Linked DNA regions of Mus musculus: all the other regions are linked to region 1. The links are chromatin loops, found by intact Hi-C in ENCODE. Cell type or tissue: left cerebral cortex. All regions are shown on one strand.

Region 1 (8,000 bases):
ATGTTAATATTTTGTCAGAAAAGAAAAAAACATGACACCAGCAACCTCTACCCAACAGCAGTGTCCACAGCGACGGCAGCACAAATCCCAAAGCAGACTGCTTTTATGTGACAAGACACAGTTCTCACAGACTACAAGATCTCCAGACAGACACACTAGTCATAACTATGCTTTGTGTAAATTGGTTTTTGAAGGTTGTACAATAGGGAAACTGCTTTTCTACATTTAGACTTTTCTACATTTAATGACTTTAAGACAAAAGCTTATCATTATCTCAATATACTGACACAATAAAATTCTTAGTGACATTAGTAGTTAAGACAAATAATTCAAACTTAAAACTTGCTTCAAAGTAAAATTTGTTTGATAAGATTTAACAGACAGCATAAAATCACTCTGTAGCTCAAATGTCATTTACACACATACACACACACACACACACACACACACACACACGTACACAAGCTACATAAAACTGTTTTCACACACAAAATTGAGCCTGATATACTCAACACCAAACAGCTTTCCTTCATTTTATTTTTTTTCTTTGACAGTCTCACTATGCAGCTTAGTCTGGCCTCAAACCCACTAAGGTCTGTAGCCTCTACCTCCTGAGTGCTGACAATTAAAGGGGTGTGCCATTACACCTAGTGGAAACTTCTTTTTTTAAGATTTATGTTTATTATTTTTACTTATGTGTGTGTGTGAGACTATGTAAATAAATGCTGCAAGAAGTGGAGGTGAGAGGAGGTTAGATCTCTTAAAGCTGGAGTTATAGGTGCTGGGAACCCAACTCCTATCTACAAAGAGCAGTAGGTTCTTAACCACTGAGCTACCTCTCCAGCCCTTGGGGGCAATATTTTAGTACTAGAGATTAGTAAGAATAGATTACCCCAAACTTCCTAAGCTAAAATTAGAAAGTTTCTTTATAAAGTTGAAAGTTTAACAACTGTTTTAAACATTACTAGTAAAAAGTACCTTTATATTAAAAGCAGTTACAGATACACACAAAAGTAGAATTTGTTTAAAACCATGAAACTTTTAAGGCTAAAGTTTCCAACATATTTATTTTTAATTGTTATTTTGATTATTTGTTGGGGACAACAGTTTCCTGTAGACTTGTTGCCCTCCAACTCAATATGTAGACCAGGCTAGCCTCTAACCCAGGCTGTCCTTGAACTACTGATCCTCCTTCCACCAATGGGAAGTGGAAACAGTCACGCACCCTCACACCTGACTTACCTACCTACTTCCTTCCTTCCTTTTTTTCTCTTCAAAAAGAAAAGTTTTTTTTACACAGAAAATGAAAATTAAGAAAAACAAAAACATATTGACATCTTCAACTCAGTACCTCCCTTTCAGACAAACATTTACTGAGAATTTAAGATGTGCCAGACATCACAACAGGAACTAACAGATTACAACATTTATTCCAAATGTATTCAGCTTCCAAATGTATTGTGCAGTATACATTTATCAGTTAACCTAAAGCTTTCCTCCAGTCATACCCAACAACAAGACAGATATATGCTTTCCCTAAAAACTTCACTTTGCCCTAAGACACTCACTTTTCACTATTTCATACAGGTTGTACATCTGTGACAAACAAAAAGGTTCCACCTCTCATACAACACTGGTTACATTTTCATTCATATGAAAGACAGGAACTTAGAAAATAAAAGCCAAGCCTCTACAGAGCCCCAAACTCAAAAAGAGGAAAAAAAAAAAAAAAAAAAAAAAAAAAAAAAAAAAAAAAACCTTTAAAAGGGTCTAAACTGCTTTGTACAAGAGACAAACACAAAGTGGCAACAGCATTTGTAGTCTACAAACAGAAGCTTTTGAAACTGTACCTGGATGCAGTCCTACAAAAGCAATCCTCACTGGATTAATTAAAATTTAAAAAAAAATTAATTAAATTAAAAAAAAAAAAGAATCCCAAAAGAACTGTCAAAAGTAGATGTCATTTACATTCTAACACTTCAATACACACGCTTTCCAAGCATATCTGAATTTGTAGTAGATTTTAAAGAAAAATTTTCCAGTATCAAAGTTCCAACAGTTAAATCTAGATATTTTCAGATACCTAAAGCTTTTCATACCAATATGAAAAAAAAAAAAAAACTAAAACAGCTGTGATTTATTCCATCAATACACAGACTACTTCTTAGACACATTTCTTAGAAGCTATTCTGTGGTCAACATGTTTACTTCAGTACAACCTGCCCATTACACACAACATATCTTAAAAGAGTCAACTCCAAGATCAGTACACCAACAGTGAGAAAAAGAAACCATACAGAAACCTAAGTCCCTAGAAATACAAGGCACAGCAGGCCAACTCGGGTTTCTTTAGGGAAGGAGCACCAAACTGCTTTAAACATCTTCAGTATTTTGCTTTCTGCTTAAAATTTACGGTCCCGGTCACATAATCAAATGACATTTCCTTTCATCATTGAACAGAGAGAGAGACCCACTACAGTTTCAATATTCAGGTTACTAGACCAGCTTTCCGTTTTACGATTTAAGACGCTTTAATGTGTGCAGTTGTTCCTTCGGCTCCATGCAAAAGGTGCTGTTCTGTTTGGGAAACCTGAACAGCTTGGGTGAGGTTATCTCCTAACTGACTCCATAACTTCGAAACACACAGCCTGTGGATGTTCGCTCCAGCTGACCCTGTCAGGGAAAGCTCCACACCGAGCCACTCCACACACACACACACACACACACACACACACACCTGCCTCTGCAAAACTCGCAGGCCTGCTACAGCCCCGACACTTCCTGAATTCGAAAGCCACTCAAACTGGCTAAGTGACGCCTTACCTTCATGGTGACTCTGGGGCCGCGATCCCCACGGCGACACCAGCTTCACCTGCACCTGGAGGGGAAACAAAGACACCGGGTCAGCACCACCGGCACCACCACCACCCCCGCCCCAGGCCGTAGGGGCGGGGGCGGCACCGAGCGGGGCCAGGAGCCCCGAGCAGGCACGCGCCATCCCACCGCCCCTACCGCCCCCACCGCCCGCCGCCCCATTGTCGCGACTCCACGGACTTTTCCCCCGTCCTCCACGATGACGCCATTTCTGTCAGAAGAAAACTCACAACAAGCCCAGGGTCCGGCGCGGCCTGAAGCGCGGCTGCGACCGTCCAAGCCTACGGAACCGCGATGCCCGGAGCCCCCGGACTGAGCCCTCGGTGAACCGGCGGGCCCTTGGGCTGCGGAGGCTCGGCCCCACAGCGTCCGCCCGCGTCCCGCCCGAGCCAAGGCCCACAAGTGGGAGCCGGGACCGGGCACCGAGGACATCCAGCTCCCAGCACGGCGGCCCGAGGCCGCCGGGCCCACGGTGCGGCCCGGGTAGGGCGGCTCCGGCTCGGCGCGGCGGGGGGCGGGGGTCCCAGGAGGCCGAGGCCCCGCTGCGAGCGCCGACTCAGCCCCGTTGCCATCTGCCCCGATGCGCGGCCCGGCCCGGAGCTTCCCCCATAGAAAAGAATGTCCCTACCTCGGGCACAGACGAGGTCTGAGCCCTGCGGCCAGAGCCCCCTGATCCGCCTCCCCCCACCCCCAACACCAGCAGGCCTGTGGGGAGAGAGAGCGAAGGAGCTGCGGGTCCGCCGGCGGCCGGGACTCCGGCTCCGACTCCTCCTCCTCCCGTGGCGGCGACTGGTACCTTTGTTTGGCGGCCGCTCCGGCTCCCTCGCGGGGGGAGGGGGGCGACAAAAAAATCCCTCTCGGACGGAGGTCCGGGCCCCGGTCTCACAGCCCTCCAGAGGAACACGGCGGCCGACCTTCAGCGGCTCCCTCCGGGCAGAAGTCCAGGCGGTGGCCGTCGCGGCGGCAAACTGCGGCTCGAGACTCTCCCTCCGCTCCAGCGCCCGAGCTCCTCACTCCGGACTCGACTGACGGGCAAACATCGCTTTCCCCCCTCTCTGGCCCCCCTGCCCCTTCTCCCCTCCCCTCGGCCCTTTGCCCCTCCCCTACCTCTTTCCCGGATGCCTCTCAGACGACCTAGGATTGGGTAGGATTCTTTGGAGCCCGCCTCTTCCAAGTTTCTATTGGTTTGAGCGATGCAAACAACGACGCCATTTACCCACCAGTTCTATGGAAACAGAAAGTTATCCCTCAATACTTTCTGGGAATTGTAGTCCAGTCTTCTAGGCCAATCGGTAAACTGACGGACATTAGAACTACCAAGACCGCAATGCCCACTTGCCTGCGTTCGACGAGAGAGGGGAGGGGAAGGAGGCGCGGCCATGAGGCAGAGGGGAGGTGGCATACGACGCCTGCGCAGTGTGATAGGGATGGCGTATTTTCTTGCACTGAGTGCTGCGGCGTCGCTGGCCGCTGAGGAGGGCAGAGATTTCTGTGTGAAATAGTGGGAGGGCTCCAAGGAAGCCTCTTGAAGAGCCGCAGTCAGAACAATAAATTGAGAAGTCGATGTGGGCACTGCTAGTCTCGTACCGGCGGCGGCTTCAAGTCTGAGATCATCGTGGAACCGTGAGCAACAGCGCGGTGGCAGGGGGGACCCGGATGGGGAGCGGGGGAGGGGGCGGTACGGAGGAGGAAGCAGTAAGGAGGGAGAGAGGACCCGGATGCTGACCCGGCTCGGAGTGACTGCCGGCCGGGTGCTGGGATGAGGGGAGGCAGAGGAGCTCGGAAAGAGTGGAAGGGCCACCGGTGCAGCGCAGGGAAGAAGCCCGCCTGCGAGCTTATTACAGCTATGCCTGTGTGGAGCCCTTTCTTTTCCTTCAGAGCCATCGCCCCCCGGGGCTTGGAGTCAAAGGTTCTTGCTATGCGCCTAACAGCTGAGCTCGGTGACCCATATCTGTGTCGCTAGTCTCAAGCCAGAGCCGGCCTATTTTAAAAAGAGAGAGAGATACTTTGCATGAAATTTTCAATATTGTATGAATGTTTGATGCTCAGAGTTCACCCTCTGAGATGTTAGAAGTCCTCATGTGGAAAGAGGGGATGTATAACTTCCTGAACGGAAGTCTAGTCAAAATGAAACCTGATAGGAGGACCTTTGGCTTCGAGAGGTATAGAAAGGTTTTCCTGAGAGTGTGAGAACTAAGCTTGACTCAAGAAGCCAGCCAGAGTTACTAAGGGAAGTCCCTAAAGGAAAGGAAACCTGTTTCAGGAAAAAGACTTCCCAGTAGGAAGAACTGAGGCCCAGAGAGGTGAGGTAGGAATTTTGATCCAGTACCCTGGAGACTGAAACAGGATGACCCTGTCTTCAAAAAAGGAAAAAAAAAAAAATTAAAAACAGTTTTTATCTGGTCCAATGGCCCAGTGAACAATAGGATATCTTGGATTCCTAACTTGAATTGCTAAAATGATAACGCACCCAAAAGAAGAGGAAATGCTTAGCATTGTGGTGGTGACAAGTGCTAAGACCAGCCTGATCTACAGTATGAGTTCCAGGCTAGCTTAGGCCACATAGACCCTGTCTCAAGAAAAAAGTATATAGAGGACAATTAGAGAGGCAGCTACAATTGCATTTCTACAGTGGAAACAATCTGTTTGCATAAATACTAATCTACTCTTTGAACAAATTGCTACGAGCTTTTCATTTTGAAAGTGGGAAAATGGTGTCAGATTCAGAGACATTCTGTAGTGACTCCATATAAAACTGAGCTTGTGCCCCTCAGCCATTATTACCTCTTAAATTTAAGTCTAGTACACGAGAAGCCGAAAAGTCTAACTGTGATAAATTGACAGTTGTGGATTTAAAAAAAAAAAAAATTTTTCAAGAGTGTATAGAACTCAAACTGCCTTAGGCTCTTAAGAAAAAAAATACCAAACATTGTTTCTCAGTATTCACAAACATTGAGTTCTCATGTTTACCCCTCCACTGATAATACTATGTGTAAATATTTTGGGGGAAAGAACATTAATGACTCACATGAGTATTGTTAATGTGAGTGAGCAAAGGGAAGAGTGTTTAATTCATCACTGGTAGAGAAATAGGAAAGATTAAGAAAACTTCAGAATTTAAAGGACTCTTAATTTCTGTGCAGACTGTCACTTGCTGTCGACTAAGAGGCAAATTCTTGAAAAGTGACCTCATTATTATAAGTTAGGTCAAATGTGTTTTCCAGGATGCAAACAAGATAGCAGCTGGCTTCTTGCTACCACTCTAGTTGAGAAGAGATGGCTGCTAGCCTTTGGACTTTACCCAAAACCAAAAAAAAAAAAAAAATTTTTTTTTTAACAATCTTCTTCCAGAATGATGTTACCAACATTATCTGCCTCCTTCCTTCTTTGCATCTTCTTTATTGTTCACCTCTAAGAACCAAGCAACATGTCCATGTACCTCATCCCATACCTGCTCTACCACCACCACCCCCATCTCCATGTGGATGACCCTATTCCCCCACCCCAACTTTACCAGACCTCCCCACTCCCTGGGAGAGACCTCAGGTCTCTCCACGGTTAGGTGCCTGCGTCCTCTCTCAATGATTCCAGATCAGGCAGTCCTTTGCTGTATATGTGTCAGGGTGCTCATATCAGCTGGTGTATGCTGCCTGGTTTGTGGCTCAGTGTCTGAGAGTTTGGGGTCCAGGTTAGTTGAGCCGGCTGGTCTTCCTATAAGGTTACCCTCCCTCCTCAGCTTCTTCCAGCTTTTCCCTAATTCAACCACAGGGATCCCCAGCTTCTGTCCATTGTTTGGGTATATCTGCTTCTGTCTCTTTCAGCTGCTTGTTGGGTGTCTCTGAGGGCGGCCATGCTAGGCTCCTTCTGTAAGTACACCATAGCATCAGTAATAGTGTCAGCCCTAGAGGCCTCCCCTTGAGCTGGATCCCATTTGGACCTGTCACTGTACCTCCTTTCCCTCATGCTCTTCTCTATTTATGTCCCTGCAGTTCTTTAGACAAGAACAATTCTGGGTCAGAGTTTTTGACTGTGGAGTGGCAACCCCATCCCTCCACTTGATGTCCTGTCTTTCTACTGAAGGTGGACTCTACAAGTTTCCTCTTCCCACTGTAGGGCTTTTCATCTAAGGTCCTCCCTTTGAGTCCTGAGAGTCTCTCACCACCCAGGTCTCTGGTACATTCTAGAGGGTCCTCCCCACTCCCCCTATTACCTCCTGTATTTGCCTGTTTCCATTCTTTCTGCTGGCCTTCGGGGCTTCAGTCCTGTTTTCCCCACCCCCAACCCTCAATGGCTCATGCCATTTGTAATTAGCTTTCTGCCTCTGGTTTATGAATAAGATGTACACCTTGTGCTACTGATCCAACACTATGCTTTCCTGCCTGCTTGTTTACACACTCCCCAGCATGATGGTCATAGACTCATCCTCTGAAATTGTAAGCAAGCCTCCAATTAAATATTTTGTTTATGAGTTGCCTTAGTCATAATATCATGGGTTGTTTTTTGGTGGTGGTAGTTTTTTTGTTGGTGGAATTGTTTGTTACTTTGTTTGAGACAGGGTCTCTCTACATAGTACCAGCTGTGTTGGAACTCACCATGCAGACCACACTAGCTACGAACTCGTAGAGATTCACATGCCTTTACATGCTGGAATTAAAAGCATGTGCCACCACATCCAACTGGTCATGGTGTCTCTTTACAGCAATAAAAGCAATAACCGAGACAACCACACATACAAAATTAAATAAATGAATACTTTTTAAAGTATGCTTTTCACTGGACATGATGATACACATGTAATCATAGCACCTGAAGGCTAAGAAAGGATTTTTCATTCTAGGCCAGCCCAAACTGCATAGGGAAATTCTTACTCAAAGAAAATAAAAATAAAAAATAAAAAAGTGTGCATGTGTCTGTGTTTGATCCTAAGGAGCAACCTGAACAATAAATACATCACTTTGATTCCTTGATTTTAATAGAGAGCTACTGGAGGAGATGGGCTCAGTCAGTGAAGAATCTAGGAAGCATAAGGAGCCAACTTCAGATCCCCCTGTAAAAGCCAAGTTGCACAACTCCTAATCCCAGAACTAGACTAGGCCAGAACAAGCATCTCCCAGGAATTCATTAGC
Region 2 (8,000 bases), 110 kb after region 1:
TTGGTTGTGATGTCTGTTCACAGCAGTAAAACCCAAACACTCACCAAAACTCCAGGAGTGACTCAGGCACTGACCTGAGTGTTTTGCTGACTAAATTCTTATAGCTTATATTCATGGGAACTGAAGTACTGAGATATAGCATAGCGGGATACTTTTGGAAGAGCCAACCCTAGGCAAAAGCTGGACATTAAGCTCAATTTGTCTTTGAACTGCTTGCCCAGTCTGTCAACAAGCAGCTGGACCCAGATATCCAGCCCTACACCTAGCTATACAAATATGTACTTGGTGATAAGCCACTTTTCTTTACAATTCTGGCTTCCTTTTTTCTAGATACCTTACAAAGAGTAGCCTTTTCCCAATTACATAAGATCTATATTGATCTATATTGATTTCTATATTGATCACTGCATAATTTCTGCTAAGGCACTGTCCAAAACCAGTCGGCAAAAATCGTCACAGTTTATATCCCCTGGCTATGATTTCCTTTCCTGTCTGTACCTATGGTGTGCTGTATTTCACAAGAGACCTTCCTCCTAACTAGCTGTGCTCCATGGCTGGTTTCAGCTGTTTAAAGTCACTACTTTAGAAAAGTTGCTAATCTTAGTACTGACATGACTTACTTCCCTCAGGTCCTTTTGTTCAGCTGTCACCTTTCCACATGGGCCTTCCTTGATCAACTCTTAGAGCTCTACCTCGTTTTTCCTCATCATACTCACCATCTCCATGATATATTCATAGTCTTATGCGTCTTCCCTTTCAAATGGTTAAGCCCTGGCAGGCCGGCACCTTACATTAATTATTTGCTAATTCTGACCTGCTTGAGAAGATGGCCCAGCAGCCCTCTACTGTTCGCTGAACCAACCATTAGCCAGAGGGCTTTTCTAATATTCAGGCAAGATAAATTTCCTTTTCAAAAAGTTATTGTACTAATGAAATGATTTATCAGGTCAAAGGGCTTGCTAAGTCTGATAATCAAACTCTGAACATCACAAAATCAGAACCCATGTGGTGGAAGGAGAGAACTGACTCACAAGTTGTCCTGCAACGTTTGCAAAAGCTCCATGCTGTACCAATTGTGCACTCAAGTGCACACGCATGCACATAAACACAGACACACAAATGTAAACAAGTACTATTGTGGCTTAAATGGGAATCCAGACAGAGTAGCAGAAAAGAAGCCAAAATAAATCTTAAAGTGTTATTTCAAGAGAAAGATATTTAGTAAAATCTCAGATTTTAGGCTTAATGTATGTGGTCAGAAAGTAAAAATGCCCAAATGTTTTAAATATTTCAACAGCAAAATAGGAAAAAGACCTGTGGGAACTTTTTGCAATCAAAATACTTCTGCTTTTGTTTTTGAAGTACCAGGGGAGGAGAGTGGGATAGGAATCTGTCTAATTAAAACATCCTACTGATTATCTGACAAAGCTTTGATATCAACACAAAAGTAATTTTTACAACTAGTATGACCCCATATAACCCTAAGTCTTCCTACAGTTTGCTTGCTTAATCCAGTCTATCCTAAATGGATAAGCACTAAGACATCAGGAAAAAAATCTGTTCCAAATCCAAAAGTTGTTTGCAGTCTTACTTAAACACAAGCTCAAAGGCAAGGTTTATTGTGTTGAACGCTAAAAGACTGTTAATGTTAAGGTCACATATATTCTACAGTGGGCTCTGCGTGTAGATTCCAGCAACTCACTCATCTTTGAGTGAGAGAGAGCACAACCCCAACAGATGTTAGGTGGCCAAGCATTTTGTATGTACGGCCCTTTTTTAACTAGTTTGTAAAAGTCTCACAAGCTAAATACGCATATAATGTACTTTCATTATACCACTTGGAAGTCATTCTTTTCAGTCACACAAATAGCCTTTCCAAAAAAATGGTGGTTGTCTAATAGGAAAAGAGATCACTACTAAAATAACCCCAGTGTAATCTGGTAACAGTCGGAGTTTTGAGGATTGCTAAATAAGGTATAAGACTTGGTTCTGTGATGGCTGTGAAGAACTGTTTTAAAACTTTCTGAAAAGAAAACAGCTGTTTGGATATGAAATGGTAAGATAAATCCTAACGTAGTTAAAAATTAAAGCATTACCCTATCTTTAAAATGGCTATAGAGTTCTCGACATATATAAGCATTCCGGGAAAAACTTGAAAATGACACACAGGAGACAAGAAAGTAGTGTTGAGGGTGGCAGGACAACACTGGATACGCACTGTGGGCAAACGCACCTTCAGATTGTAAGGCGAATGAGAACAAAGATTTCATTCCCACGATGGATGAAGTTTGGGAACAAATGTACGCGAAGTTAAAGAAGAATCCGGTATTCTTAGGCTCCTTAATTAGCAAGCTATCCAAGCAGAATACAGGGGCGACTCCACTCACAGCTGAACCCTAGTTCACGTCTAGGTCTTTTCCTGACTCACCTCATGATCAGAGACCACAAAGTACAGTCCGTCCCTCCTCGCTGCAAAGTGAGTCCTGACACGCAAAGCCAACACCGTCAGCACCGGCAAGCTCGCTCCCCCACCCCACCTCGGAGAGAAGCGCCCCAAGTTGTGACCAGGGCCCTCCCTCGACCACGACGCGGGCCGCTGAGCACACGCTGATAAGAAACGAACAGTTGGGTTCGCCCGACACTAAAGAAAGACTCGCTTGTTCCGTCCGTTCTGGGACGTCCGAGCCCTCCCTGTGCCCCTTCAGCCATCCCCCGCGGCCTCCCACGAGCGCAGCGACTCAGCCCCTCACCTCACCTGCCGCGCTGGGCCCGGTGTTGTGGGGGTCCGGCGGGGAACGGAGCCAGAGGTGCCAGAGGTGCAGCGCGGCCCCGAGCACGCAAGGGCACAGCAGCACCAGCCAGTTTCGCATTGGCCGCTCCCACCTCGCGCCCCCGCCGCGCTCTCCCGCGTCCCGGCCAATAGCGAGGGGACCTAAGAACACCGAGTGCCACCAGGAGTGTTCGCGCCCACGCCTGGCGTTGTCTCCGCCGCTCTCTCCTTAGATCCGCACCACGAGCGGCGGCCGCTTCCCGGCCAAGGCCACGCCCCCGCGTGCGTGGCCTTCCCACCCGTTCAGCCCTCCTCGCTCTCGCCCAGCCCTTCAGTCCGCGTCCCTGCACGCTCCTGTCTGCCGGAAGGGCGGGAGCGGTAGTCCCTCGCTGAGCCCAGGAGGGAGGCGTGCCTGAGATTGTAAGCCCGAGAAACTACGTTTCCCAGAGAGCTATGCGTGCTGCTACGCAACGCTGGAGGCGAAGTGCACACACGAAGCATGCGCGTCTCTCATCCGGCCGCGGTGCCTTAGCGGCACACTGAGCATGCGCATCCACCTTCTTGCTAGGGTTCCCCTGTAGTAAAGGCGGGTACCGCACACGGGGAACCTGCACGTTAACTGCTCAAGTTGCTGTACGACCCCCTCCGCTGTGGACATTGCTGCAGGGCGCATGACCTCGAGGAGCAGTTGCCCAGTCGGGGCAGGTTTGTATGGCACCTCAGCGCTCAACGAAATAATAGTGTGCTCCCCTGACCTATCCCATAAGAAGCGCAGCGGGGAGCCTGAGCGCCGAGTAGCAGGGAGTTTCCTGCTTCCCTCTAGTAAGCAACGGCGGGTGAGGAGGACGAGAAACACCGGGGCTTGCTATGGAAAGCGAGGACAGAGGAGAAGCCCGGATCTGGAGGCTGCCTGGGTGCGCACGCGCTCCTCACTAGGGTAACTGTCGGGAAGCACAGAAATGAGAGCTTCAGCTGCCAGATGACTTTGAAAAGTTCCCACCAAGTTGAGGTGACCAAATGTGTGAGGGCTGGGTTTGCAAAAGATCCATCTCCAACCAGCGTTAGGAAACGAGCGGACTTCACTGGAGCCACCTCTCAGGCTCAGCACCATATTGCCACTGAGTAGCGGTTTTGTATTAAAAAAGCAATTGTAGTAACACACACACACACAGACGCCCCCAGTGTCTCACGTAGTTAACAGGAAACTATTCTGCAGAGGATGGCCTTGAACTCTTGATCTTTCTGTCTTCATCTCCACAAGTGGTGCTTTGGGATGGAACCCAGGGCTTAATCCTTACTAGGCAAGCCCTCTACCAACTGAGCTATATCCTCAACCTGACACTGTTAAGATTGACTTTTTTAAAAAGATTTTATTTGATTTTTTTTTTCATTTGTGTGTGTACGCATGTGCAGGCTGGGGGGGGGGGCGTCTATCCCATCCCCTGGAGCTGGAGTTTCCCCGTGTTTGTGAGCCACCCTGTAGGTACTGGGAACTGAAATTGGGTGCTCAGGAAGAGCAGCCAGATCTCTTAACCATTGGGCCATCTCTTCAGCCCCTTAAGATAGCTTTTTCTTTGGCTATTTTTGCAATGTTTTTAATTTCAATTTTTTAATTTAGTTTAATCAGGTAAAAGCTGTGTTCTACTGTACTGTTTTATTATGTACTTAATAAAATAACTCACGTGGTCAAATTTGTTCCCATGAGAAGAAACTTGTTTGAGCGGTGATGAAGCTGAATGGTAGGGCCTTACCTACCAATGGGCAGTCTTGGGTTGATGCCCAACCTGTACAAAAAGGGGAGGGGACTCGTGTATTTGTTATTCATTACAAATCCAGAATAATTGAAACAATAATAATCATTTCATATCTCAGACTTTAGTACAGATCAGGAATTTGGGAGCTAAGTTCTAGTTCGTTTTCAAAGTTGCAGGAATATCATCAGCCAGGGCTGCAGTCATCTGAAGGCTTCATGGTGGTTGAAGAGTCTGCTTTGAACATTGCTTACTCAGATGGCAGACGTTTTAATGATGGAGACACATTGTCACTTCTGGGTTAGTCAATTGGTCACACAGAAAAGCCCTATAGAGTGGATACCTGTGTGCACAGTGTTCAGGTATTCACCAGGTGACTACCAGGAGTCGAAGATCACTGGGAACCATCCTAGATGCTGGCTAGCACAGTATGCCCTGAAAATTTGAGCACTAGTGTCTCAATACTCTGGGGTAACTTTAGGACCCCTAGTAACAAGAGTCCTGAAGACAGGAAAGAACACTTTTTTCCTTTTGAAGAGTAACAGAATTAAAGGATGAAATATATAGCTGCTTGGCAGATATCACCAACTTCTGTATATTCCTTTCCCTCTAAGGAAGAATAATTTCTATAACTTTCTTTTAAGGTTTATTTATTTATTTATTTATTTATTTGGTTTTTTTGAGACAGGGTTTCTCTGTGTAGCCCTGGCTATCCTGGAACTCACTTTGTAGAACAGGCTGGCCTCGAACTCCCAAGTGCTGGGATTAAAGGTGTGCACCACCATGCCCGGCTATGCACACAAGAGTTTTTATTCAGGCTTGAACCTGGGCCACAAACTATCCTGGTGCAATAGGATAGGAGAGCGACCCCAAAGTCTAGGGCATGGGGTTTATAGAGGAAAAAAACGCAAGTAGGGATTGGCAAGCCTTGGAGTTAAATGATTAAGTAAGAGGATAAAGGAATGTTGGCCTTTAAGCTGATTGGTTTACAGCATCTGATCAAACCGCAAGGAGGGAGCACACACCTAAAAGAAGCTTCATGACTTGGGAATGATTCATGTTTACTTAGCCCACCCTGGTATTATCGCTTGACTACAGCTGTTATGCCTATTTTGCAACTGTCAAGATCTCATGTTTTGTTTTGTTTTTTTCCAGAACTCAAGGGTGGGGGACAAGTCACTCTGAGGACAAAAACCTAAGATGGAGTCTAAAAAACCAAAATGGAGTTTGTTTTGCTACCTCAGTCCCTTCAGACTCAGGTCCTCTGTGACTCAGGTTTCTACCTTTCTTGGTAGAACTTTCTCTGTTTAAAAACTACGATGGGCCTAGGGAAATGGCTCTATAGTTAAAAGCACTTGTTGCTCTTGCAGGAGACCCAGGCTTGGTTTCCAGTGAAAGACTCCCTGAGGAGCCCCTCGCTCAGGACTCAGGATAATAGCAGACCCCCAAGAACTCACGAGAGACCAAGCTTGATGCAAACCACACGAGGCTTTATTCGGGGAAAGCCAGAACTCTGGGGACGACTCGTATCCCACTCAGGGGTAGAGTTGTCCACCCTGAGGGAAAAGGGGTCCCAGTTTTTATAGGTCCTTAAGGGGGAAAGGAGAAGGTGAGATTTCCAGATCTAAACAATGTCTATTCTAAAATGATTGATTCCTCAAGAAATGGGTATGGGAGGGAAACAAGGAAGGAGTCTAATGAAGGTGCAGCAACTCCTGATTGGCCCGGACTGTGGTTGCTGGGGAGATTTTTCGACTCTTTCCCAGCAACCAATATAGCAACCAATATCACAAACACCTGGCAGTGAGGTGCAGCAATGGGCACACACCTGGTCAGAACATTGGCAGACACACAGGTTCTAGGAGCGGCCAGAGCATTGTGCACCTCTATTTTTCTAAATCAGTGACGCTAGTTCTACTAACAATGAAATCTATTTTGCCAGTTTCAGGGCTTCTGTGACCTTTTACATTCTGTCAGGATCTTTCACCAGCACCCACATGGCAGCTCACAGTGACTTCCTTCAACAACCATTTTAGGATATCTGATGTCTTCCTCCTTCTGATCCCTGAGGGCACCATGTAGGCTTGTGGTACATATCCATACATTACAGGCAAAACAGTCCACTAGGGGACGCTGGCCCTCCCTCTTGTCCTAGTTGCTTGAGACCCGTAGGTGGAGAAACACTGATTTAAATGATTACTTGTGGATTTCTAGCGGACAGTTGAATTCCCCTGAGTAAATGGCTGTACACGGACTAGAAGAAGGTAGTTACCTTTTACCCAGCAGATGCAGCTCTTCACATCTCAGTCCAAGGCTTCCTCATTCTGCTCTAGTTTCACTGTGCCGCCGAGTCAGGGTTCTCTCCTGGAAGTGAAAGAAAGACGAAGGTCTTCAGTTCCCCACAGAAGGGAGCTTCCAGCAAAGACGTTCCGCAAGAAGTGGTGAATAACATACTGGAAGGTGAGCGTGGAGATCCAGACTCCAGCAAGACAGGATGTAAACTGCAGTAAGGACTTGGCTTTTGTTCTGAAATGAATGGGAACACTACTAAATGGGCTTTGCTAGGACGAGCAACAAGATCCAACCTGTTCCCACAGGATCGTTCAGGCTGCTGAGCCAAGAACTGAGAGTGATGAGGGTCTCCTAGTAGTAGGAAATGTGGAAGTAGAGGTTCAGGCATTCTCTGACAATAGTGACAATGGTGGCAATGGTGACAGGCAGATTGAAGGTGCAGCAGCACCCAGACAAGTGCCCTGGAGACTTGCTGCTACATATCTTTGAAGTGCACCCTGCCATCCAGGGTGGAATGTTGTTACCTGTGTGGTGCTGAGTCTGTGCTTGGAATTGCCTGTGACTGGAAGTGGCTGCCTTGCATGGGATACAGTCTCTTCTCCTGAGACAACCTGCACCCAGTGACCAGTTGAACAGGGGTTAAAAGATTTGGGGAAACTCTAAAGAGCCATCTCCTGGTCTCAGTGACAATAGAATCTTAGTTCAACTTCTTCCATGCTCTAATTCTGGATGCTCCCCATAATAGTCTCCTGTGAACCTCCTGTATCAGAGTATATGCCAGGAAACCTGGCCCTAGGCAATGGATCTGATGGCACTTAGCTAAAGCTCTGCAGAGTTCTCTCATGAAGACTCACATTCTTCCTGTAACATAGGCTGTGATCCACAGCACTGCACCATCAAGCCTCAGCCTTTGCTAATGTGCCTCCATCTATTTTGCTCTAGACCACACTGACCTTGGCTGTCAGTATCATTTTTTTAGTTCTTTTCTTTTCCCTCCCTCTCACCCAACCTCCCTCCCTTCTTCCTTCCTTCCTCCCTTCCTTCCTTCCTTCCTTCCTTCCTTCTTTCCTTCCTTCTCCTCCTCCTCCTTTTTTGACAAGATCTTGCTATGTTGCTTGAGTTGGTATGGCAGGATTTTCCCTGTCCAATTAATTTAAATATTAGTACAGCAGGAGACCTGTGATTGG
Region 3 (8,000 bases), 560 kb before region 1:
GCAATTTCATAGAATAAGTTTTGTTTAAAGGCTATAGAACAAAAAACAAGAATCATGAATAAACTTAGGTTAATGACTGTGGTAATGGTTTAGTTTGGTATTTACACATATATACACACACATACATATACACATATCAAAACTCATCAAACAGATAACAATGAATTAGTGCAATTATTATATACTTTTAAAGCAAGATAAACGGAAGTAGGAATTAAAGTAAAATATCAAAAACGATAGCTTAATGGAGTGAATGCATCTAAACTGTATCACATTATAAACCTAGGGACCCTTATCATCTTTACTGAATAGAGATGGACTTTTATTAAAAGTATCAAAACCTTTGAATATTTTAATGGGGCCATGAAAAGTTTGGCAACAGTGAAAGGTTCCTAAATATTTAACAACTAAAATTTAGCTCAAAATCAAGGTGTTGCCAGGCAGTGGTGGCGCACGCCTTTAATCCCAGCACTCGGGAAGCAGAGGCAGGCGGATTTCTGAGTTTGAGGCCAGCCTGGTCTACAGAGTGAGTTCCAGGACAGCCAGGGCTACACAGAGAAACCCTGTCTCAAAAAACAAAAACAAAAACAAAAAAAAAAACCAAAAATAGGAATCCAAGGTGTTTTAAGGCAGCCCTCTCCCACACTATGTCCCCAGAGCCTTGCCTCAGAATGTGCACATGCACTCTACTGTTTACGCCAACATGCTACACAGCACCAGCCAACATTGACTGGAGACTACTATAGGTCAGGGATTGGTTGTCCTATCATCATTCCTCAGCACAGATGCCACTGTTAGAATTTTCTGTTTTTAACTTTAAAGTTATTATTGGGTTGTTGACTTGAGTTTCATAAAAAGATTTATTAAATGGATTTTGGATTGGGGTTAGAATTTGCAATCATTTTTTAAATGACCCTAGGCATTTTCCTAACATTTCTGCAGCAAGTATTTATGTAAAGTGGTATCCTTAGCACTGACAAATATAAAATCAAAGTATCAACTCGGAAAAAATGTTGAAGCTCCAAGTCCCTGCAGATTCGAATATTCTCTAAAGACTTAATTCTTTCTGTAAAAATAAACAAGCTCATCCATCTCATTACTATGCAAACTTGCTTCTGCTTTAAATAAAAAGCTAAATATATATGTGTATATATATATATATATACATATATATATATATACATACACACACACATACATATATATACACATATATACATATATATATATATATCAAAGAACTGTTCTCAGCGAGGTCTGTGACTCACTGCCAGTGCATTGTGTATTTATTTTATTTTTTATATTTTACTTGTGTATTTACTTGCGTATTTTATATTTACCATGGTTACAATTACTTTCCCAGGTGAAAAGGGGGGCAAGTAGAATGTTTGAGAAGCCCTATGTGTAACAGCCACATCTGGGAAAAGCAAACATGAATGTAAAAATGAGAGGAAAGCTTATCGGGGGTATATCTTGTTAGAGTATAGTATACAGTACAGAAAAGGACAGCAAAGTGTGAACACAGTCCCAAGGGACTGCCCTCAGCTGGCCAGGAAGGCCAGACCACAGACCAGACATTTAGCTTCAGAAGCTCACAGATGGACTCAAAATTCGGTTACTTTTGTTTTGCCATTTTAATTTGTAAGATATTTATAAGGCTTGCATCAGGAGGACTTGTACTTATCTAATAAACAAAACTTCACTGCTTAACCTTGAACTTTTTCTTGGGCTTCTCCTCACAGCAAATGCAACAATAAACCTGGGTAGAATAAACCCAGATCCAGATATCACTTTCTGCTTTGGAAAAAACAGCTCAGGGCTGGAGAGATGGCTCTGTGGTTAAGAGCACTTGACTGCTCTTCCAGAGGTCCTGAGTTCAATTCCCAGCATCCACATGGTGGCTCACAACCATCTGTAATGGGATCCCATGCACTCTTTTGGTGTGTCTGAGACAGCTACAGTGTACTCATATAAATAAAATAAAGACATAAATAGTATTTTTTTAAAAAAGAAAAGACAGAGCGATCAAGACGCCTTGTAAATCCCAGCTGTCATCAAATTGATGACAAACATTATAACACTGGCCTCCTGTTATACATCCGACTCAAGTGTTTGCCAAGGGAACAGAGTCACAAAGTAACAGAGTTCAAGAGGCCTAATGAAATTTGATAACTACAAAAACTAGTACATGTGCATTCTAGTACATGCTAAAGAACATGACCAAAAAATGGTGAAATCTAGTGTATCATATAGCTTATCAAAGACAGCACTATAAAAATGATGAATGAGCAAACAAATATGTACTACCTTATACTGTCTTTAAAAAGAAAAAAGAAAGAAAAAGAAAAAGAAAGAAAAAAAAAGCAGCTTGAGAAATGGCTGAGGGAGAGAGAGGAGCCCATCCTGCTCTCAGAGCGGACTTGAGTGCCGGCCCCGGACCTTAACTCCAGCCTTAGTGGGATCTGACTCCTCAAGTACCTGCAGTCAGTCGCATGCATACACCCGCAGACACACAAGAATACACATTAATTCAAGGTAAAACCAAACCTTTAAAAACAAGAGAAAAAGAAGGAAAATACTGCTAAATATTAAAGTTTTATGGTTTCTACTTTTATTACATGTATAAAAAACAATTCTAATAAATATTTCAAATATATGTAATGATACTTACAGATGGATCTGACTGAAATAAATATGGTCGTCCCTCATTCCACCCACAAATGAGTAAAGAAACACCAAATGGACGAACACCACTATAGGAAAAAAACAAAAATGATTTGGAATAATATAAGAATTTAAATATATTCACAAGAAAAGTAATTACCAAATAAACTGAGTTAGACTTAACTTCTAAATGAACCAATATGAAATGAATTGTCCTTATTACTGTTAATAACAGTAGTAAATCCAAATCAAGTGGTTTAGTTCCTAAAAGTTCACCAGAAATTATTTCTCAGTGCTACATAATTACAAAATTACACCTTCAAGAAATGATGCATGGTGGAAGACACTAGGTCACCGATTCCATCCTAGATAAGGGTTAATGTTTTTTCTCAGAGTAGGTTTGATCTTGTAGAAGTGAATTAGTTTCTATGGAGTGGGCCTCTTACTGTGGGCCTCTGGCCATGTAATAACTATGAACCATGTCCTTGGACCTGCAGTCTTCTGAACTAAATAAACCTGGCTCAGGTATTTTGTTAGCTCAACACAAAGTGGCTAAGCACACACTTTGGGATTATATATGGTATTCCTATCTAAGCATGGGGAAGCCGGTACTAACATTTCATAAATGCCTCCTTCCTACTAGGCTTATGTATCAGCAGTCACCTTTACACTATTTCAGTCACGGTATGATTTAAGAATATTGGGTGGCTGGAGAAATGCTTAGAGGTTAAAAGTCCCGGCTGCTCTCCTGAGGTACTGAGTTCAATTCCCAGCACCCACATGATAGCTCACAACCATCTCTAACTGCAGTCCTCATATGATCATCATGGAATTAATGCCCTCTTCTGGTATATAGACACACATGAAGACAAAATACCCATATACATAAAATACATACATAAATAAATCTTAAACAACAAAAGAATATTGGAATTAAAATGTTATTGCTGTCTTCATGCTTCACCATCACTTCAGATTAAAAAGCTAATTTAATTTAGTGTCAGCACTAAAGCTGACAAAGAACACAGGCAAAGGACTTTGTTAAAATCAAGATGCTGATGTCTGTTGTTGGGTAAGAACAGTTTCCCCTTTTTCCTCCATTTTGAGACAGTATCTAACTATGCAACCTAAATTTGCCCTGAATTTGCCATCTACCTTCCTCAGTGTTCCGAATACTAGGTTTACAGGTATATCACCATATTGCCACATTTTACCTTAAGAAATTATTTCAAGTCAAATCCAGAAACAATTGTTATCAGTGATTTTCTTCATTTGTTCAGCTTTAAATACAGAAAGAATAAGACGACTTCTATGTACCTGATTTCTTTCACACAATTTTTTCTTCCTCAAATTCATAATGCATTTCTTCAAGTACTAACAGTGACTCACCCTGACTGCGTGTACTCCTGCATCACAGAGGCTACTCTCTGTACCAGCTGGGCTGTGGGAATGGGTTCTTGGTAAACAAGGTAGTATTGCTGAGCAAGTTTCCGAGCTCTGTGTACAAGTACTCTAAGGCAACAGAAAAAAAACAATTAAAATTTTGACACACTACTAACTCCCCCACAACTTTCCTCTAAAAGAACATATGATACAAACATAGCACTTGTCTCTCTTTAGCAGTCATCAGCTCAGAGTTAGCCTCACTTTAGAAAAGATTCATTAGAGAATCACAGTAGGAAACGACAGAAAGAGAAGCAGGGACTAGAGTTAGTAAGAGATTTAAGGGACCTGGAGAGACAGGTTAACCATTAAGTGCACAGAGGACCCAGATTCAACACCTAGCACCCACACGGTGGTTCACAACTATCTTGACTCTATTTTCAGTGAATGCAATACCTCTTCTGGCCACTGGGGGCACTGCATGCATATGATGCAGATAGGCATGCAGGTGAAACACTGTATTAAGGTAACCGATTTATTGAACAAAGTGAGAGCTTTGTGTCTCCCTCTGTGACATCTTCCAGACTGCCCCCTGTCTTGAGGGCAGGCAGTCTATTTATACCACACTACAGCCATCCCAAACAGAGATGCATATGAATATACACATATAAGTCTGGGCATTTTTGTCACATTCTCTGTCTTTCCTGTAATCTACCTTTTTTTTGTCTACAATTCAGAATAGATTTCAAAGCTTTTTAAAAAAAAATTAAGAAACTACTGTTTAAACAAGGCATGAAATCCTTCAATTGTGATGGTTAATCCTGGTTGTCAACATAACTATAACTGGAATTAACAGAGATACAAGCATCTGTAAGGAACTTTTAAAAATCAGATTATTTGAAGCAGGAAGATCCACACTAAATCTGGGCTATACTTTCTGATGGCAACCCAGATAAAAAGGTCATAGAAGGAAGGAAACTCCTTTAGGCTCCTTGCCTTACTCTAGCTGGACAGTGTCTATGCTGTTGCTGCCGTCTATATTAACAAACCTTTATCAGGACTCCAATACAGGCTGAAGACAACAGCAGCCTCCTGCAGGAATCCCTCAGGACTCCAGGATTAGACTGGGTCTGCTGAGACATGTAGCCTTCTGTACTGAACGACTTCTGTATTCTCAGCCTTTCTGCCAGCAGACAGCCAATGTTGGACTGCCCAGGCTACCTGTAAACTAGTCTAATACGACAAAGACACACACACACAAATCACCTGACTAATCTAACTATATAGCAATCAAATATAGGAAAAGGATTTAGCCCACCTGCTCATGCGCTACTCTATCTGAAGCATGCACTTTATCACTGACACTCAAGCCTTCCCGTAAGTTTATTTTCTCATCAATAGTCCTCTGCAGTGTCCATTCTACACAGTGGTACAGAACTTTCCAGGGCAGGAAAGCAAATCATGTTTTGATAATGTTAGAATCTAGTGGGGAAACCCCCACTCCATTCCCGATTCGGCGTGCACCCAAAAAAATCACAAAGGACCACCTTGATGTAATTACATGAGGTCGTTTAATTACGGAGCTCCGGACTGACATGCATCCCACACAGGAGATAACAGATGTCGGCCACGAGGCTCGGAAGCTAGGGGTTTTTATGGGGTAAGGGGCTTAGGTGGTGTGGAATTCAGCATAGCAACACACTAGACACACTATTGGCTTATTCAAACATCAGCAGAAAAATTACATGTACGTGCAGGGTGTCAGAGTTCTGTGAGTTGTTGACTCAGTTCAGATAGCCCTGTTATGTCTTCACATTCCTCTTTATCTTTAAGGTTAAGCTGTTCCCAGGAAGGTTTTAACTACGGGGCATGCCCAGGTTTGTTTTTCTTTTTTCTCAGCCCCAGGCAGCCTCTAGGCTCACAAACAAATAGCAATTTCTGAGTACTTTGTACGACTTATAGGTCTTGAAATTTCATCTTTCTTTCAATAACTCCGGGGCTCTACCTTGTCCTCTAAAATTAATTTTCATTTTAATTGTACATGGTAAAAAGCTGCTAATTTCTTTCAACTTACTGGGACCTCAATGTAACAAGTGTTACTCTCTTTTCCAGTGGAATTCAGAGGAAGCAATTCTATATGCCTGAGTCCTGCCTGGCCATCCAGAAGCCTTCAGTGACCTTAGAGACAGTTATCCCTTTGAGAAAAGCAGATATAAACAGAATGATGTTAACTCTACATGGCCCTGCTTTTTCTTGTTGCCTAAACCACTGTAACAATACATTATAGCATGAATGCATTCAATCATTTTTAAGGTGCTTTAAAACACCAAAGCCCTTCCTACCGAGTCCTTGGATGGAGGGAATGAGAGAGTGATGAGAAAGCCAGGTAAGAAAGGCATGTCACTAGTCACCTGTTTTACAACCATGCATCACAAGACCAACCTCCATAAAGTAACCCTTGCAGGCAAACAAAACTTAGCTGTCGTCAGGCTGCCATGACTCTGAAACCAAAGAAGAATTAGGACGACGTGATGAGAAAACATCACAAACAGTACACATACCTGTAATCGGGGCCCATGCCACTGTACACCAAACCGATGTGCTTGGTAATGGGCTCCACCTTGTGAACACTCCTTTCATCATACAGGATGGATTTCTGCTTTTTCTCGGTTGCTAATACTACGCCATTTGCAGCTTAAAAAGAAGAAAAAAAGATTAATACTACAATGTATCCTTCATTAGCCTTCTACTTACAGATGCATTAAACTCAAACTTGTTGCCTTCTCTAGACTGTAAAACCTTTTTCTGGATCCTTACACAACACCAAAAAATAAAATAAAAAATAAAAAAGTAAAATCCCCATAGCTGCAGGCATTACCCAGTCTCTCTCAATATTTTCAGGTTTATTGGCTTTAATCTAGTTAAGCCTTCTAATACAAATAATAAGAAATTTCTCTATAAGGATACTAGAACATACAATAATTTTATCTTCAGATGTTTTATAATTAGCCCTTGATAAAGAAGATAAAACTCCATAGAAAAATAGAACCAATGAAAACAATAGTTTCCTGAATGAAAGTCAACTTATGAATTATCACAATAGATTAAAATGCTATATTTGCTGTAAATTTTAAATTACTGTGCTGAATGCTACTTTCTTAAAACTTCAAAATTCCTTAATCTAACACAAAGATCACTAAGAATTATGACTTAACATCTATTTCAGAATGTTATTTCTTTTAACTTCAAAGTTCTCTAACAAAGACTGTTAAGGCTTATGCACATACACCTACTTCAGCTAACTATTAACAAGCATCTGAAGAGAAGGAAACACTGAGTTACCTTTAATCCCCACTGACGGGGCCCCTCCAGCTACCGCAGCCAAGGCATATTCAATCTGGACAAGCTTACCAGATGGGCTGGAAAAGAAACAGAGACATTCCCTCTGTTCACACATTCAAAATAGTACAGGACACCTGACAGAAGGAAAACAGAGGCCAAGCCTCACTAATCAAACCTTCTGGCCTTTGAAATCTACCCTGAAGGTGTTTGGAAGCTAAGCTTACCAGACTACGGAGTTAGTCCAAGTCTCGAATGGGCACAAATTCTCTTCCTGTGTTCTGTTGCTGTTGTTTTCCCCATCTCTGGTTAGCAAAGCATTCCCACTCCCTCTGTTCCCCACTGCAGGCAAGTGTACCGAGAACTCAGGCAGCTGCTGTGCTCATGAGTCCCAGTAGCCCACTGCCTCTTTCAACAAAATCCCCACGAACACGTTTGGTAGAACGCAAACCAGTCCACGCCAATTTCTTTCTTTCATTTACCATTCTTCACCAAATGTAAGCTGCTAGCTAAACCTTATCATTTTTTTTAAAGGACTGTTATAATAAAGAAATCTGTTTGTGAAAACATTGAGATGTTTGTTATATAAAAGACTCAAGGACTGAGGATGTAGC

The links. Hi-C counts contacts between places; a loop is a spot of excess contacts. Peaks named below come from ENCODE experiments on the same cell type or tissue, not always from the same donor. Only the 100,000 strongest peaks of a DNase experiment are listed, where the experiment ranks them.
Region 2: a loop joins it to region 1, with 5 times the contacts of the local background. A loop is called at or near these places in 9 of 42 quality-filtered maps.
Region 3: a loop joins it to region 1, with 3 times the contacts of the local background. A loop is called at or near these places in 11 of 42 quality-filtered maps.

What each region holds. Positions count from the first base shown.
Region 1 is chr13:14,059,703-14,067,702 of GRCm38, reverse strand. Ggps1 (geranylgeranyl diphosphate synthase 1) reads left to right here and starts at 4,215. Exons shown (of 4, transcript NM_010282.3): 1 at 4,215-4,497. Arid4b (AT rich interactive domain 4B (RBP1-like)) reads right to left here and starts at 3,919. Exons shown (of 24, transcript NM_194262.2): 1 at 3,671-3,919; 2 at 2,824-2,878. The coding sequence starts at 2,829. In left cerebral cortex, no CTCF peak of the experiment used is centred here; DNase peaks (open chromatin) are centred at 3,165, 4,154, 4,523, 4,966 and 1 more place; H3K4me3 peaks cover 3,457 bases; H3K27ac peaks cover 1,734 bases.
Region 2 is chr13:13,949,675-13,957,674 of GRCm38, reverse strand. It overlaps B3galnt2 (UDP-GalNAc:betaGlcNAc beta 1,3-galactosaminyltransferase, polypeptide 2), which reads right to left and starts at 3,001. Exons shown (of 12, transcript NM_178640.3): 1 at 2,756-3,001. The coding sequence starts at 2,870. In left cerebral cortex, CTCF peaks have their summits at 3,361 and 6,639 (motif pointing right); DNase peaks (open chromatin) are centred at 2,506, 3,210 and 3,587; H3K4me3 peaks cover 2,044 bases; H3K27ac peaks cover 943 bases.
Region 3 is chr13:14,615,478-14,623,477 of GRCm38, reverse strand. It overlaps Psma2 (proteasome subunit alpha 2), which reads right to left. Exons shown (of 8, transcript NM_008944.2): 2 at 7,390-7,466; 3 at 6,609-6,741; 4 at 4,054-4,176; 5 at 2,672-2,753. Among named protein-coding and RNA genes, the nearest start is that of Psma2, 6.2 kb to the right of the region's middle. In left cerebral cortex, a CTCF peak has its summit at 4,511; a DNase peak (open chromatin) is centred at 4,515.